Regions from separate parts of the Mus musculus genome. Here region 2 is linked to region 1. Evidence: chromatin loops called from intact Hi-C (ENCODE). Cell type or tissue: left cerebral cortex. All regions are shown on one strand.

The links. Hi-C counts contacts between places; a loop is a spot of excess contacts. Peaks named below come from ENCODE experiments on the same cell type or tissue, not always from the same donor. Only the 100,000 strongest peaks of a DNase experiment are listed, where the experiment ranks them.
Region 2: it touches region 1 in a loop (2.9-fold over the local background); 3 of 42 quality-filtered maps call a loop at or near these places.

What each region holds. Positions count from the first base shown.
Region 1 is chr9:13,885,817-13,893,816 of GRCm38, forward strand. No RefSeq gene overlaps it. Among named protein-coding and RNA genes, the nearest start is that of Fam76b, 62 kb to the left of the region's middle. In left cerebral cortex, CTCF peaks have their summits at 4,021 (motif pointing right) and 6,313 (motif pointing left); DNase peaks (open chromatin) are centred at 4,035, 4,515 and 5,451.
Region 2 is chr9:14,055,360-14,063,359 of GRCm38, forward strand. No RefSeq gene overlaps it. Among named protein-coding and RNA genes, the nearest start is that of 1700019J19Rik, 31 kb to the right of the region's middle. In left cerebral cortex, CTCF peaks have their summits at 3,481 and 4,209; DNase peaks (open chromatin) are centred at 2,680, 3,297, 3,661 and 4,081; H3K27ac peaks cover 2,282 bases.

The DNA of each region.
Region 1 (8,000 bases):
CCTCTCTCTCTCTCTCTATCTCTCTCTCTCTCTCTCTCTCATTAGGGAAGTTTTCTTCTATAATGTTGTTGAAGATATTTACTAGCCCTTTAAGTTGGCTATACTCTCTTCAATACATAGTATCCTTAGATTTGGTCTTCTTATTGTGTCCTGGATTTCCAGGATATTTTGAGTTAGGAGCATTTTGCCTTTTTTTTGATGGTTGTGTCAATGTTTTTTATGATATCTTCTACATCTGAGATTCTCTCTTCTATCTCATGTATTCTGTTGGTGATGCTTGTATCTATGACCCCTGATTTCTTCCCTAGGTTTTCTATCTCCAGAGTTGTCTCCCTTTGTAATTCCTTTATTGTTTCTATTTCCATTTTTAGATCCTGGATGGTTTTGTTCAATTTCTTCACTTGTTTGGTTGTATTTTCCTGCAATTCTTTAAGGGATTTTTGTATTTCCTCTTTAAGGGCTTCAAGCTGTTTACCTGTGTTCTCTTGTATTTTTTTAAGGGAGTTATTTATGTCCTTATTAAAGTCTTCTATCATCATCATGAGATGTGATTTTAAATCCGAATCTTGCTTTTCTGGTGTGTTGAGGTATCCAGGGCTTGCTCTGGTGAGAGAACTGGGTTCTGATGATGCCAAGTAGCCTTGGTTTCTGTTGGTAATGTTCTTGTGCTTCCCTCTCGCCATCTGGTTATCTCTGGTGTTAGTTGGTCTTGCTGTCTCTGACTGGAGCTTTTCCGTGCTATGGGCCTGTAAGTCTGTGATTTTAGGTATGTCAGCACTCCTGCAGAGATCAGCTCTCTCTTGAGAGGGGTTTGTATGTGGAGGGTTGTGGAGCAACCTTAGCTCCTGGATGCAGATGGTGACCAGGAGGATCCTGTCCTCAGCTGCTCTGCTGTTCCTGTGCCCTGGCACTCCTGGCAGGCCCTGCTTTAGACAGTTATTGGAGAGAAAGTGGTGATCTCAACTCTGAGCTTAAGAGTGAGCCCCCTCTCTCCTGGTGGAGACTTGCCTGCAGAGGGCTGTGTGGCAGCCTTAGCTCCAGGGTGCCAGTCTGAGTGTTTTATAAAATGTACGTTCTGGGATGGGCTTAGGGCCTTGTGCTTGCAAAACAAGCATTTTCCTGACTGAACCATTTTCCCAGCCCAGTGACCTGGACCTGTAACTGCCTGGCCATTCTCTCAATTTCTGCTCCATCCTTATCCCTGACATCTTGTGGGCAGGACAAATTGCGAGTCAAAGGTTTTGTGGATAGGTTGGTGTATTCATCTCTCCATTGGAATTCTTGCCTTGTTACAGGAGGTGACTACTTCAGGTTTCATGTCCTCTACTGCTAGGAGTTTTAGGTCACTCTCATAGATTCCTGGGAGTTTCCCTTGTCCTGATTGTATCAGAGATGCACCCTCCCCCACCAATTTCATTTCTCTCTCTCAGTTCTATCTGCCTCCATCTTCCCTACACTTGATTCCCCCTGTTCCCCTCTGCACTCCCTCTCTCACCTAGTTTCAAATGTCCAGTATCCTTAGTCATCAGGGAAATGAAAAAAAAAAGACTCTTAGATTTTATCTTACACTAGTCAGAATGGTTAAGATAAAAAACTCAAGGGATAGCACATGCTGGTGAGGATGTGGAGCAAGAAGAAGACTTCATTACTGATGGGAGTGCAAACTTTACAACCACTTTGGAAATCAATTTGGCAATTTCTCAGAAAATTGGGAATAGTTCTACCTCAAGATTCAGCTATACTACTCTTGGGCATATACCCCAAAGATGCTCTAACACCACAATACGGACACTTGCTCAACTATAGTCATAGAAGGTTTATTTATGAATAGCCAGAAACTGGAAACAACCTAGATGTCCCTCAACTGAAGAATGGGTTAAAAAATGCAATACATTTACACAATGGAATACTACTCAGGTATTAAAAATAAGCATATCATGAAATTTGCAGTCAAATGGATGAAACGAGAAAATCTAATCCTGAGTGGGATAAGCCACACCCAGAAACACATGTGCATGGTATGTGCTCCCACAGAAGTGAACATTAGCCATAAAGTACAAGATAGCCATACTACAATCCACAAACCCAAGGAAGCCAAGTAACAAGAAAGACCCAAGGATGCTTGACACTCACTGAGAAGGGGAAGCAGAATAGACACTGGGGATGGATGCACAGACAGATTTTAATGAAAGAACAGTATTTTAATGAAAGATCTAGCCCATATAAATACAAAGGCATGTCAAATCCCAAAAGGAGCAGCACAGTGGGTCCCAGGAGGACAGATGAGCTAGCCAGGGGCCTGTGCAGAGCTGAGAGGCAGACTCTCCAGCTGCAGCTGGAAGCTTCTGTGGACCTGGAAAGACCTAATACTTCTTTCAAGCCCAACAGGAAGAAGAAGGTACAGCTGACCGCTCTCGGGCAGAGAGAAGTGTCTCTTACTACAGGGAAAGTTAAGAAAATGATCTAATTCAGGACTGAAATCTGTAACATAAAACCCAACCCAGGGCCCACATTCTTAATCTCACTCCACCAGTCCCACAATGCTCTTCATGCTCTACTCCTGGATGTGCATGGGCTGAGTCCCATGGTACTCACACAGATGGCACCGTGCCGTGCTGTGCTGTGCTGAGTTCATGTAGTCCAGAGGCACTGATGGACACGAGGATTTCCCAATTCCGTGTTCAGGTGATGGCTTAAAGTTGGCACAATGGGAGAACTTACACCACAGAAAACAAACACTACACGCCAGGACTTTCCCCCTGCAAGAACTGGTTATTTAGAACTCCTCAGGATTCTGCTGTCTTGGTATGCTTTGTGTACGAAAAGATATGATGACTATCTGCTTCCAGATGGTCTCATGGGCTTTGTGGAGTGGTCTCCAAATGGTCTCTCATAAGGCTTTCATAGTGTTCACAGTAGGTACAGGAGGACATTTCCTGTGTGGAATTCAAGGAGATAAACCTATTAAAAGCAAATCCCTTCGTGCTGCCTTGGTGGTTCTTCCAGCTTCTACAAGTGGGCACATTTGCCATGAAGGGTGCGACTTGGCAGAGCCCCAGAGCTCTGGTACAGGGAAAGATGTACAGCTCTGGGGGTCGCAGCTTCACATCCTGCTCATTACTTCCTATTTGCCCTTGTTAATGCATCAGCTTCCCCCAACGCCATCTTTATTAGGAATATTGATGATCTAAGCCTGTGATGGCTCCCTTCCCTAGATCTTCAATAAGTGTTACCTTCATGTCCTTCCATGGATCCCTTCTGGGGACCAGATGTCACTGTCTAGGTGTATTTGTCTGTTCGTTCGTTTTCAGGTGAGAAGGATCTTATTCTTGTCTAAGTCCTGATATGTTTGTTGACTCTGAAAGATGTGGCTCAAGTCTGGAGAGCAGGAAAGTGTGCCAGACCTTTCTGAAAGGAACCCTAGCCAGTGCAAGCAAACCCAACAGCAACACACAGAAACACAGTAGAAACAGCCACATGCAACAGCCCGCAGATGTGGGCCCTGCAGCGAACCACAGTGTCCCGGGCTAAACCTAAAAACCCCAGGAGAGGTACACTGACAATATCGGACAGACTCAAATGTGGACTCCCATCTAGGTGGCTAAAACTTGTTAATTAGGAGGGAGGGGTGACGGTAAAGTAGAGCTCAGTTTATCTCTTTCTTAGCTGCTGTGTCCAGAGTCTCTTTCCTTTTGCTCTGTCACCCAAGCTTTCTCTTTTTTTCTTCCGATTGCCCTTTATCGCTTCTCTATGCGGTCAGGGGTAATGAAACTTGCCAGCTGCATCTGCCCTTGAATTCAGTCCCCAAGCATCCTCAGGAGCAGGTGTCTGGAGCAAAGAGACATTTAAAGCCTTCTGTCTTACTCCCTTCTCACGTTTGGAGGCTGCTTTTCTTCCTCTTCTTTGATCTCACAGTCTGAGACGCACAATAATTACAAATATTAGAGTTGGCGTAGGGCGGTCAGGATGCTTGGAGCTGACAAAGGGACTCTTGTACTGAGAGTAGCGGAGGGTGAGCAGTAGGTGGCGCTCTCTAGCCAGCAATGCCCGGTGGGATTGGACAGGTCAGAGTGCACCTTTGTTCTGGAAGCTTGAAGGGAGAAGCTTTTCAGCCCATCTACAGGAATGGCTAGATCTTGATTCCCGTCCTAATTTTACTTCTCTGAGCTATTTAGCATCTTCATGACGTGTTGAGGTCTGCAGAGCTGGGGGAAGCTGGGAAATGAACTGCCTAAAGATGTTACTAAAACTCATTTTAACTGCTGGAATTAATAGATGGATTGATATTCTGCCTGGATGTCAGGTCGGTGGTAATCTTTCAGAGAAAACGTTGTGCTGGTGTGGGAGCCTCCTCATCCTTCCACAGCACTTCATGTCGTGTGATCACTAAACTTTATGGTGATATATAAACAAATAGTCAACAACAACAGATCTTCTTAGGAAGTGTGAAAAAAAAGTCTATTTCTATTTGAGGAACCTTTGGAATGCTCAACGTAAGTGGGGCAGGTTTGCTTAGTGTCACTATGGCAACACGCTCCACACCTGCTTCCTGGCCCAGTAGAGGGCCAGCGCTTGGCTCAGGGCTTAGCTCTGGTTGGGAAATTGATCAATGTGGACTTGAAGGCTTCACCCCATTCCTATGCTATGCTCTAGAAAGGAGGATATTTCTCTATTCACAACCCTGACCCCCCCTCGCCTTGCCTACTATGGAGACCCTGGCAAAAATGTGGCCCTGTGATAACATGTCATTTACAGCCAGCAGATTCCCCCTTGTCTTAGGTATGGTTGCTGTGGAGAGACACCATGACCAAGGCAGTGTATATAAGAAAGCATTGACGTGAAAGCTTGCTCATGGTTTCAGAGGTCCCTATGATCATCACGGTGGGAAGCATGGTGGCAGGCAGGCAGGCAGGCAGGCAGGCAGGCAGGCAGGCAGGCATAGCACTGGTGCAGTAGCTGAGAGCTTACATTTGGCTCATAAGCACTTGGCAGAAAGAGAGGGGTTTGAAACTTCAAAGCCTCCCTACAACAAGGCCATGCCTCCCAGTCCTTCCTAAACAGTCCAACAGCTAGGAACTAAGCATTCAAATAGAAGACCTTACATTCTCATTCAAACCACCACACCTTATTTCTCTCCTCATACCGTGTGAATTATGCTGCTCTTCTCAGGAGGGACAGCATTCTGCTCCACTCTATTTGATTAAAGTGTCCCTCCACCTCCTCACCAACACAACCCTGCTTCATGAGTGCTGACTATCCCAGTTCATCTGGTACTGCTATGATCAAACAAACAAACAAACAAACAAATAAAACCCTGAAGTTCCTAATTACATTTTAGGATGTCCAATCACTCCACCCAGTTTTGGATTTATGAGATACACATGGCTTATCATAATTCCTTTCTAGCTTGTCTGAAGCAGTGGCCTCGTGGGGGTGGAGTAGAGGCCTAGAGCCAAAAGCACCAGTCATGGGGGCTAGCAAAGGAGAAGCTGTGAGACTGAGTCACACGTGCCTTCTCTGAAGTTGTATATCCCAATGCAACCTCTTAGGACCCTTCTGCAGGCTTGTGACCACTGGTATGTCCAGACAGGAAAACCCTGTGTCCTAACACTCTTGAATGCCTGTTGCTAGCATTCACCTGCTCAGACCAGCAGAATGTAAGCTACTGGAGTACAACAGTGCTGCTGTCTCAGTGAAGGCAGCATACACAGCTTCTAACCGAGCATTTGAAGGTCTTCCCACTGTGAGTCTGCTGTCAACTTGGGGCTGCTTCTCTATCTTTTTTTGTGTTCATGGAGAATATTTTTCACATAATTATGTAAATCTAGAGATAAGGTCCTGTCTTACCCTGGGGATGGGGTGAGGGTGTCACAGCCAGCATGTAACATAATCTCTCATATGAATAGCTGTTACTATGTTCCTAAAGGGCTACCAACACAAAGGAAGCAGGCAGTTTTGCTCAAAGCAATAAGCAAGAAAGGCAGAATAAGTCCCAGAAAATTGGTTTAGTCCCTGGTAACTGTGCTGGTTATACTTCTCCTTGAAAATTACTAACAGGAATCTACTTTAAGGGGTAGATTGCTTTGCTTTGTGTTCAAAGGGACACCGTCCATCATAGCCAGGATGGTGTGGTGAAAGGGATTATGAGCTGGGTGCTCGCATTGCACCTGCAGTCAGGAAGCAGAAGCAGAGCAGTAAGCGGAGCCTGGCTAGGAAGCCTCAGGAGCAAGCCCAGTGAAGCACTCCTCCAGCTGGCTCCACCTCCTAACGGTTCCACAACCTTCCAAGACAGCGCCACCTGCTGGGGACCAAGGATTCAAACACACATGCCTGGGAGGCACATTGCGCTTTCCTTCCATCATTGATCTTTCACTGCTGTGCTAGCTGGCTTCTGGATACACTGGTGGATGGGTCAGTGAGTTTTCTTCTTCTGTTCCCCACCCAGTAACCAAGCTGCATCAGCTTCCTCAAGTTCTCCCTTTCCCCTCTCCCTCTGAAGACTAGGCTTAAAATAGAAGTTGTCAGAACTGTGTAGGCTCAGGGCTTAGAGCTCAAAATGAACCTGGATCACATGGCCTTGGAAGGGCTAACCACAGAAGTAGGGTGAGAGTTTGCTGAGCTCTAAGATGCACTTGTCATCAAAGCACTATTATTTGGAAAAGCCACAGCTTAAAGTTCTGTGATACTCTTTCTGTCTCTGTCTCTTTGTCTCTATCTCTCTCTGTCTCTCTCAGTCTTTGTGTCTCTGTCTCTCTCTGTCTTTCTCTCTCTCTCTGTGTGTGTGTGTGTGCTGTGTGTGGTATGTATATGTGTGGTATATGTATATATGTGATGTGTATCTGTGTGTTGAAAGGGCTCCTTCACCATCTCTTAAAGACTCACCAAGACTCCCAGCTTTTTTGTCATCCAATACATACTTATTATTATGTATTGAATTAACTTGAAGTGACAGATAGCTATTTTATTAGACTATCACTGTGAATCAATCATATTAAAATGCTGCTGGCTTGATCGATTTGATTCCTTCAAACTTTGGGTCCTCTTCAGGCCAGAGGTTTTAGGAATTAGGAGAGTACACTGTCTTGAGTCTGAGATTGCTTTCTGTTAGGAGACAAGCCGGAATGGGAAGAAGTAACTTCTACAAAGCGCCCAGTGGCTGCTGTCTGACTGGGGAGGGGAACAGTGGGGTTCATTGTGTGGTGAAGGTTTTGTTCACTGGTGTGAAGGAAGGGGTATGTCTCTGGAGGATTCTGCAGCATTTGGTGAGCACTGAGAAGGTGCTCCGAGCACTTTCTGATGGAGCTATTGAAAAGTCAGCGTTACAAGGCTGCACCCCTTTCTCTAGTAATGAAAATAAACGCAGCCCTGGCACACAGGCTGTAATCTGGAAATGGGTTTCAGAAATCCACTCTACTGAGTAAATGGGCTATTACAGCCCATCATTATGGAGGCCAGGAATGTACATAGACTAGAGAGAGGCGGGAGTGGAGCAAGAGGAGAGGGGAGTTAACCATTTCAAGATGTGATAGACTAGAAAGTTTAGCCTCTAAGTTTTCATCTGCCTAATGTTCTTATTGACAGCTAAAAAAAATCTCAAAAACTGTGAGGGATTGAGCTTCCCCCCCCCCCCACATATAAGTGAATATATTAGCTGGGTAGTTTCTTAGATGCTTTTCACAGAACATACAAAACTCTTTGGGGTAAAACAAAGGATGTTATTACTCAGAGTACTCGAAATAGGTGGAATATCAGAATAATAATATGAGGAAAGAGAGAGGGGGAGAGAGAGGGAGGGAGGGGAGGAGAAGAAGGAGAGAGAGGGGGAGGGAGGGAGGGAGGGAGGGAGAGAGAGAGAGGAGGGAGAGGGAGGGGGAGGGGGAGAGGGAGAGAGGGAGAGGGAGAGGAAAGGGGGAAGAGTGGGGAGAGGGAGGAGAGGATGGAGAGGGGAGAGAGAGAGAGAGAGGAGAGAGAGAGAGAAAGAGAGAGAGAGAGTTTACTAA
Region 2 (8,000 bases), 170 kb after region 1:
AGTAAAGACCCCATGAGTGGCTAGGGCTGCTTCCTGGTACCTTCCTTCCTCTAGGCTCTCAGGTCAGAGTTGCAATGGAGGTTAAGCAAGGAAGACAGTGGGAGAGGGGCAGGAAAAGGTGGCAATTCTTGCTTTGAGATACTACAAAATTATTTACTTGTATTTTACTGTAACTTTACTGTTTGCTTAAAATAGCTGGCACAAGACACACTTAAAATTCATCAAATTATACCATGTTCTAATAGAATATATAACAATTGAAATCAAATAGAGAAAGAAATCACATCTTAGCAGCATAACATTGTAAACACAGTAAGAAAAGTTTGAAATATGTTCTGTCTGTTAAAGAAACAGAAAAGAAATCAGGAACTGGCACAAAAGGAAAACCCATATATATTACCACTTTCTAATGCTCCTTTCTCATAGCGCCACTGACAAGGAAGCCCTGGCCACCTGCCCTCAGCTGACTGGGGTCCACACATACCCTTTTGGAAAATGTGATAAAATGACTTTGCTGCCCCATAATTACATGGAACAGGATGGGATGGGTGGCTTTCTGGTTGATCTTAACGAGGAACACCTAATAAAAGGACATTTTAAAAACTCCTAAATTCATGGAATTACTATCTTCTCCTTCTCTTTCCTTATTTTTGGAGTGTCAAGAGATTAAGTTGCTGTCCCTCTCTGGCCACTAATGTAATTCTTTCATCTGCTAGCCACCTCTGTGGTCTCACACACACACACACACACACACACACACACGGCTCTATAGATAAGGACCTATCACAGAAGTCATATCTTCAAGAAGCTTACTGGCCAGAGAGGGGAGGCAGGCAATTCTTGTGAATGTTAATTGAGGGCATCCTGACCACCTGAAGCTGCACAAGGCAGAGTTTTCAGTGTCTCTGCCTAATTCCATTAGAATTTACATGGGAGGGGAAGAGCAGAGCAGGTAGGAGGGAGAGGCGCAAGGAGGCTTGCAGACCAATATAAGACACACTACACTGAAGGATTGCCCTTCTCAGTCTTCCTCAAGCAGGGTCTTCTCAGAGACTTTCATGTGGGAGGAAACAGAGAGCCTTCTGTCATATGGAGACCCCTCCCTTCCTGAAGCCCACCATTGCATCTCTGTGTCGACTTCTCCCATTTTGCTTTTGTGAAGAACACACACACTGTTCTGTGGCTCAAGAAGCATAAGCAATAATGCCGAAGGCTGAGAAAAATCAGATGTGAGCAGTTGTGATCTACACAGTGCAAGCTGTCCAGCCTCTCTTCCTCAGGGTGAGGGTAGGATCTGACATCTATCTACACTACACAGATGCTACTGTTAGGGCCCCAAGAAGAAACCCCACAGCTATTTAGGACAGACAGCAACCAGCAAGAACAAGGAAGGGCCAAGCAAGCTCTGGAAAAGGCTGGAAGTCTTCACTGAAATTCTCTTCCCATTATAGCTGTATGCCATGGTTTGCGGAGCCCAGAACTCCCTCCTGGACACTATACACATTTGTGTGTTTCTCGAATTTACTGTTCAAGTTATGAAAGCATCTGTTAAGAAGTCTGGAGAGATGACTCAGTCAGTAAGGGGTTTGCAGCCAAGCATAGTGACCTGAGTTTGACCTTCTAAAAACTGACTTTGCAGAAGCAAAACCAGAATCCCCCAAAAGTTGTCCTCCGAACTCCACACCCGTGCTACAGCAAGCACGCGCCTACCTCCTCTACAAATAAACAAATGTAAACACACACACACACATATATGTATGTATTGATGTTACTGGGACAAGGTGACTCAACTCATCGATATCAGGCGGACTCTCTAAGGGGAAGACTGCAGAGGGGCAGCATTTCATGGAAGAGGATATTTTCGAAAGCTGTGGTGTGTGAGATGAGGCAGGTGAGGAATAGTTGCAGGAAGTTCTGTCTTCCCTCTTCCAGAAGGGTTTGCATCAGATCAAAAGTCTATGAACAGAAAAGAAAAACAAATCTTTCCCTTTTTGGCATCCTGTAAGGCCAACATTAAAGAACTTTCTAAATTGATGAATTAGGTTTCTAGAATACACGGCTGGGTGTTATCCTAGGCAATAGTTCAATGGCGAGCAAAGCTTACATTTGGTGTGCTGTGGGCAGTGCCCAGCAGGGAGCCTGAGATGACAGAGGCTAATATCAGTTAATCCTGATTGTCAACAGGACACACATCTCTAGGTGTCTATAAGCGTGTTTCCAAAGAGGTTTAACTGAGGTGAGAAATGGGGTTCTGAACTGAGTAGAAGAAGAAGCCACACCACAGTGCCAGGTCTCATGTCCCTGCCGTCATGCCTTCTCTTTCATGCTGGACTAAGGTCATGGGCTAAAGTAAACCTTTCCTTCCTTGCGATGCGCATTCCAGGTCCTTTGTCGCAGCATTCAGGAGAGCAGCTGATGTAGAAGGACACAGGCAGCTGTGCCGCTCCTCCTTTTCCCGTTGAAAGTCATCTGCCTTCACACCTTTCATGGCCTCTCTCCTGCTTCTAACCTGAGAAACCATTTTCTGTTGCCGCAGATATTGTGAGGTCCAACACAGAGAGAAGTTCGGGATTGTTAGGCTTCGATTCTAGCTCTCACACCGCCCTCTGTCAAGCTCATGCAGGCTGAGAACAGAATTCACTTCCTCAGGGCTGGGCCCTAGGAGCCAGTTTTCCAGCCTGTGTCTGTCTGGCTGCAGCTGGGAACCAAACTTAGGTCCTACCTAGCATTTCCTATCATTTCAAACTCACTTGTAGGGTTTTGCTACAGAGACTGCTATAACAAGGCTACTTACTTCATCAAAACTCAAGTAGGATCTTTTGTCCAATCTGCTAAGAGAGAGTCTTAAAAATCATGCAGCCATCCCAGGACAGGCCTTCTGTGACCATCCCCACAGTTAGTTATCTGCAAGCCAGTCACAGGTAGGATAGGATTCTACCCACTCTCAAGGGGAGTGGACTATGTAGGGTATGGACACATGGGACCACCTGAGGTCTGGCCTCCATCTGCACCTTCAGCATTATGTCTGGGTGGCTGCCTCCTGCATCCTCCCTCTGAAGTTAACTCTTTAACTCCACCCCAGAAAAACAGTCCAGGTCTAAAGGGACATTGTTAGCACCAAGTCTAAATTCAATAAAAGCATCATTTTAGAATACAAAGACCTGCAGATCCCCTGGGGCTCCCATCACTGTGGAGCCTGCACCTCATTCTGAATGCAGGCTTGCTGTTTTTCTTCCTGTTCCTTCTATCCCACGGCATCTATATTTATAGCAACTCCTCTTTGGGGCAAACAATTTCACCATGATTTCTGGCTTCTTGTTTTTCTTCCTTGAGTGAGTGTATGACCAAACTGCACCCTCCCCAGGGGCTGTTCCTACCTGTGGTCCTTGAATTATTGTGTGACTGGCCAGCTCCTCCTACTTTGGCTCTGTGCACTCAGAATTTTTCCACAAAAACAATTTCTCTTGTGAGACCTTGGTGTTTTTTTTTTTTTTTTTTTTGCCTTCCTGTGGTTTGCCTGCCTCTAGGGAAATTATCAGCTGTGAGTTGAATCTTGCAGTCTGCACTGTGCCCTAACTCTGAGGGATGCTTTTCTTATAGTCAACTGGAAAGGTACCAGGCTTAGAAAAATACCATCAAAGACAACTTAAGCCCCACGGAGCTGCCAGTGCAGTTTAATGAATGCTGTGTCCCTGGGGCTGGGGAGTCTTTACAGCTCCCACACACACCAAGCAGGGATTTAATCCCCTGCTTCACCTCGCTTTATACATGGTCTAGAGTGTTTGCCAAGAGCGTTTAAAGCCCCAGTCAGAGTTTCTAGTCGTCAACACCAAGTGAGAACTCTACCCCATTACTTGATGGCAAGGTCCACTCAGATTAGCCCTTTGTGCTACAAAGGGACCAATTAGAAAACTATTTTTCTTTTTCTAAAGAAATTAGTCAAGGCTCAAAATAACCAGGAGGTTTATTTTTCTCAGCGTGTAGCAGCAGGAAGAATCAAAGGCTCCTTGGGTTCCTATGGCTCGCTCCCCATTTACACAAACAGGTTTGACGAAACTCAGTTTCTAAAAAAAAACATTTAGTTAAGATCAGAAAATCCCAACTGTTTCAAGTTGAAATTTCCATGTCTGAACCAAGTGTTTTTTATATCCTGTTGGCTCAGCCTAACCACGGCCTGTTTGGAAGCTTCGCAGGGAGGAGGCTTGTTGACTGTACAGGCCACTAGGGGACCTTTATGGGAAATGACTTTATGGCTCTGTAGGACACTCATCAGTAATCGTGAGTGCAGAGTAACCCATATACACAGGAGAACACCTGGCCTCCTGTTAGGACGAAACACACAGGGAAGGATGGATTTCCTCTCTGTGAGCAAAAATCACACAGCCTACAAATATGGCTTTACTAGACACATGCACACAGTAACACATATTCCATGCTTGTGATAATTTTATAAATATGTAGGTAACATATTTTACGATAGGAGTATACATAATTTTACAACCAGTGTTTATCGTGTAATCTTTATGCACACATGTATTTCACCTTGAAAGTAATACTTGTGCAAGGATAATAGAAATCCTGGTGGCCTGTGGTTCTGTCTCCTCTCCACCAGGTCAGCTATTCTCAGATGATGGTTGTGATTTCTGCTTTCAGAACCTGTGGTTCTGCTTCCTCAGACACTGGCTGTCTTACTGGTTTTTTGTTTGTTTGTTTGTTTGTTTGTTTGTTAGTTTTGCTTTTGGTTTTTCTTCCTCTCCCCCACTCCCCGTTTTCTTCCCCATCCCTTTCTCATCCTCACTTCAGCCCTGATCTCAGCCCATACTTTTTAGTTTGTTTGTTCGTTCGTTTGTTTTTAAGTTTGTTTCTCATTATGGATGGTTGTGAGCCACCATGTGGTTGCTGGGATTTGAACTCAGGACCTCTGGAAGAATAGTCCGTGCTCTTAACCACCGAGCCATCTCACCAGCCCTGTTTTCTTTTCTGCTATTAGCTTTGTACTATAATCTAGGAGGACATTTCTATTGTTTTGCCCAACCCAAGAAAAGTCCTAAGGCATTTTCTTAATTTCTTCTGTTCTCAGGTTGTACCCTAATGTGTTGAGGCATGTCTATCTTTGGCTAATTCACTAGGCACTCTGTGGGATCTTGGTCTTTAAGGATAGCCTCCAGGCACCTCTAGGAATTCTCCTGTGCTTTGCCTTTCAAATAAGTTTCTGCCCTTTGGTATCCTTGTCCTCTCTAGATTTCTCTTTAATAAAGTCCCAGCTGTCCTGGGATTAGATTACTCTTTCTCCACCACACCTCTGTCTGACTCTGACCCTCTCCTCTCTCCTCTCCTCTCCTCTCCTCTCCTCTCCTCTCCTCTCCTCTCCTCTCCTCTCCTCTCCTCTCCTCTCTCCTCTCCTCTCCTCTCCTCTCCTCTCCTCTCCTCTCCTCTCCTCTCCTCTCCTCTCCTCTCCTCTCCTCTCCTCTCCTCTCCTCCCCTCCCCTCCCCTCCCCTCCCCTCCCCTCCCCTCCCCTCCCCTCCCCTCCCCTCCCCTCCCTTCTCCCTCCCCTCCCCTCCCCTCCCTTCTCCCTCCCCTCCCCTCCCCTCCCCCTTCCTCCCTCTCTCTCCCTCCTTCCCTCTCTCTTCCCCTGCTCCCTGCCTCCCCCTTCTCTTCTCCTGACTTAACTTGGTTTTGTAAGCTGAGAAGTTCCCTAAGTTCAGCTCATGTTATGTCTTCCACGCACACATGTGTAACATTAAAACTCCAGCCTCTTATTTTCAGGTTTCAGAGTATCCTTTTTGCTTGTCAATGTGCTTTTCAAATGTTTGTTTCCTTTTTCTGCTGAATCCTTGCTTACATAGTCTTGAGTATTTCTGAACATACTGAATTAGTTCTCTCTGGTAAGTTCTCTTCTGTTCCCTGATCACCTTTTGTCTTCCATAGTATGTGTTTGTCTTTCTTGTTGTAGGCTTTCCTCAGATATCTGTGATTTTTTATTTTGATCTCTTCAAATGTCAGTATGAGCAATAAGACTCAGTGATCCTCTGTGGTTCTGTAAGATAAGTCAATGGTAGGCTTTCTCCGAGGGGAAGAAATAATACAAGTGAAAGTTTACTGCTTGGGTATATCCTTGAATAAGTTGTATAAAGGAGTATTATGAATATCTTCATCCTCTAGAAATGAGTCAAAATAGGCTCTGTGATGAGAATTTAAGGGAAATTCCCAGGTCACCACAGCTGATCCCAGCTCTCTGGCCACCTGCTGAGTCTGAGTGTGAGCTGAAAATAACTCTGCCATCATTTAATGGTGTATTCAGCCTCGCTGGCCGGCTGCGAGCTGCTGAAGAGCTTGCAAGCATCTACCATAGCTTCCTATGGAACACTCTGCCAGGGACTTAAGGGTCATGTTGCTGACGTTTGTTGTAAATTTTGGATCTGGTTAGCATTGGTTAGTATAATTTGCTTATTATTTCTTGCCTTTACTACTTGAACTCAAGTCAGGTAATGGGAGGACAACCCCCACCCCTGAAAATTTTGCTCAGCTAATGCGTTTTGCAATCACTGGGTTTGGAAACTTCTTTTAATAGCCTTCACTAATTGCTTCATTTGGAAGACGTCAGTATCTACCATGCCCTTGTGATGAAAGAGAAAGCACCGATCCGATCCGCAGTGCCAGGGGTAGGAATCTCAGCCTGGACGGCAAGGACTAGGGTCAGCTCATAAAGCAAGCATGGACCGACCGCATACTGTAAATAAGCACAGAACAGTTCTCAGAGCCAGAGTTCAGTGGACTCCTGCTCGGGGCATGGTTTGCTAGTTAGGTCTTGCAGAAATATGAGGCTCTGGCTGGGTAACTGATTCATTTATTCCAAAAGCTGTCTTTGCCTGAGTCTCTGCAGAGCAGAGTCAGGCTGAATAACACTTAAGAGTGCATGCCTGTGATCAACCCTGACCTTAACATTTTTGCTTTTGTTTCTATAGGATAATTATCCGTCCCCTCTATAAACCTTCATTTTCTTATCGGTGAAGAAGGAAGATAGTGCTATTTACCACACTGACTAAAGTGTGGTACTAAAGGAATAAATTTTACTTTCTTTCTCCTTTTCTTCTTCCTTTCTTAATTTCTTTCTTTCTCTCTTTCTTCCTTCCTTCCTTCCTTCCTTCCTTCCTTCTTTCTCTCTTCTCTTCTTTCTTTCTCTCTCTCTTTTTCTTCCTTTCTTTCCTTTCTTCTTCCTTCTCTCTCTTTTTTCTTTCTCTCTTTCTTTCTTCCTTTCTTTCTTTCTTCCTTTCTTTCTTTCTTTCTTTCTTTCTTTCTTTCTTTCTTTCTTTCTTTTTTTGAAGACAAGGCCTCACTGGCCTTGAACTCACTTTGCAGCTCTGACTGGCTACAGTCTCATACTCTGCCTGTATATCTCAGTATGCACCACCATGCCCAGAATCAGGACTGAGTTTTAAATGCACTGGTGGCACCCTCAACACATAATAGTCTTAGTGCATGTCTCTTGCCATCCCTCTAGAAGCCATGCCTGTCCAGTTTTTCCTATAAGGAACTAAGAAGACCCCACCGGCCTGGCCCAGGAAGTCTGGATCCTAGCTTTGAAAACCTTGCATTTACCAATGAGTATGTGACTCATGAAGGAAGGGACCTTGGAAAAGAAGGACAAATTTGGTTCAACTGAGAGAAGAGGGCAGTGGATTAAAGCTGTTCCTTTCCTGTGGAGCTCCACAGCAGTGTTCCTCTTAGCATCTCTCTGCCATTCTTCAGGTCCCAGTTCTGGCGCCAAAATGTTGCGGCCGCCAGCAGCTCGCAACATGAACGGTTCGACTGAGAAGGCTACTCGAGCTGTAAGAGAGGAATCTAGACTGGGCGAAAGAAGAAACGGAGCTAAGACAAATTCATTCTGATCAAAGCTCAAATTTTATTGTTGGGACACTAGTTATGAAGGAAGGGGGAGGGGACCAGATTCCCGCCGAATAATCTCGGGTCCAGTAGAAAGGTGCACGTGTGTGGCTCC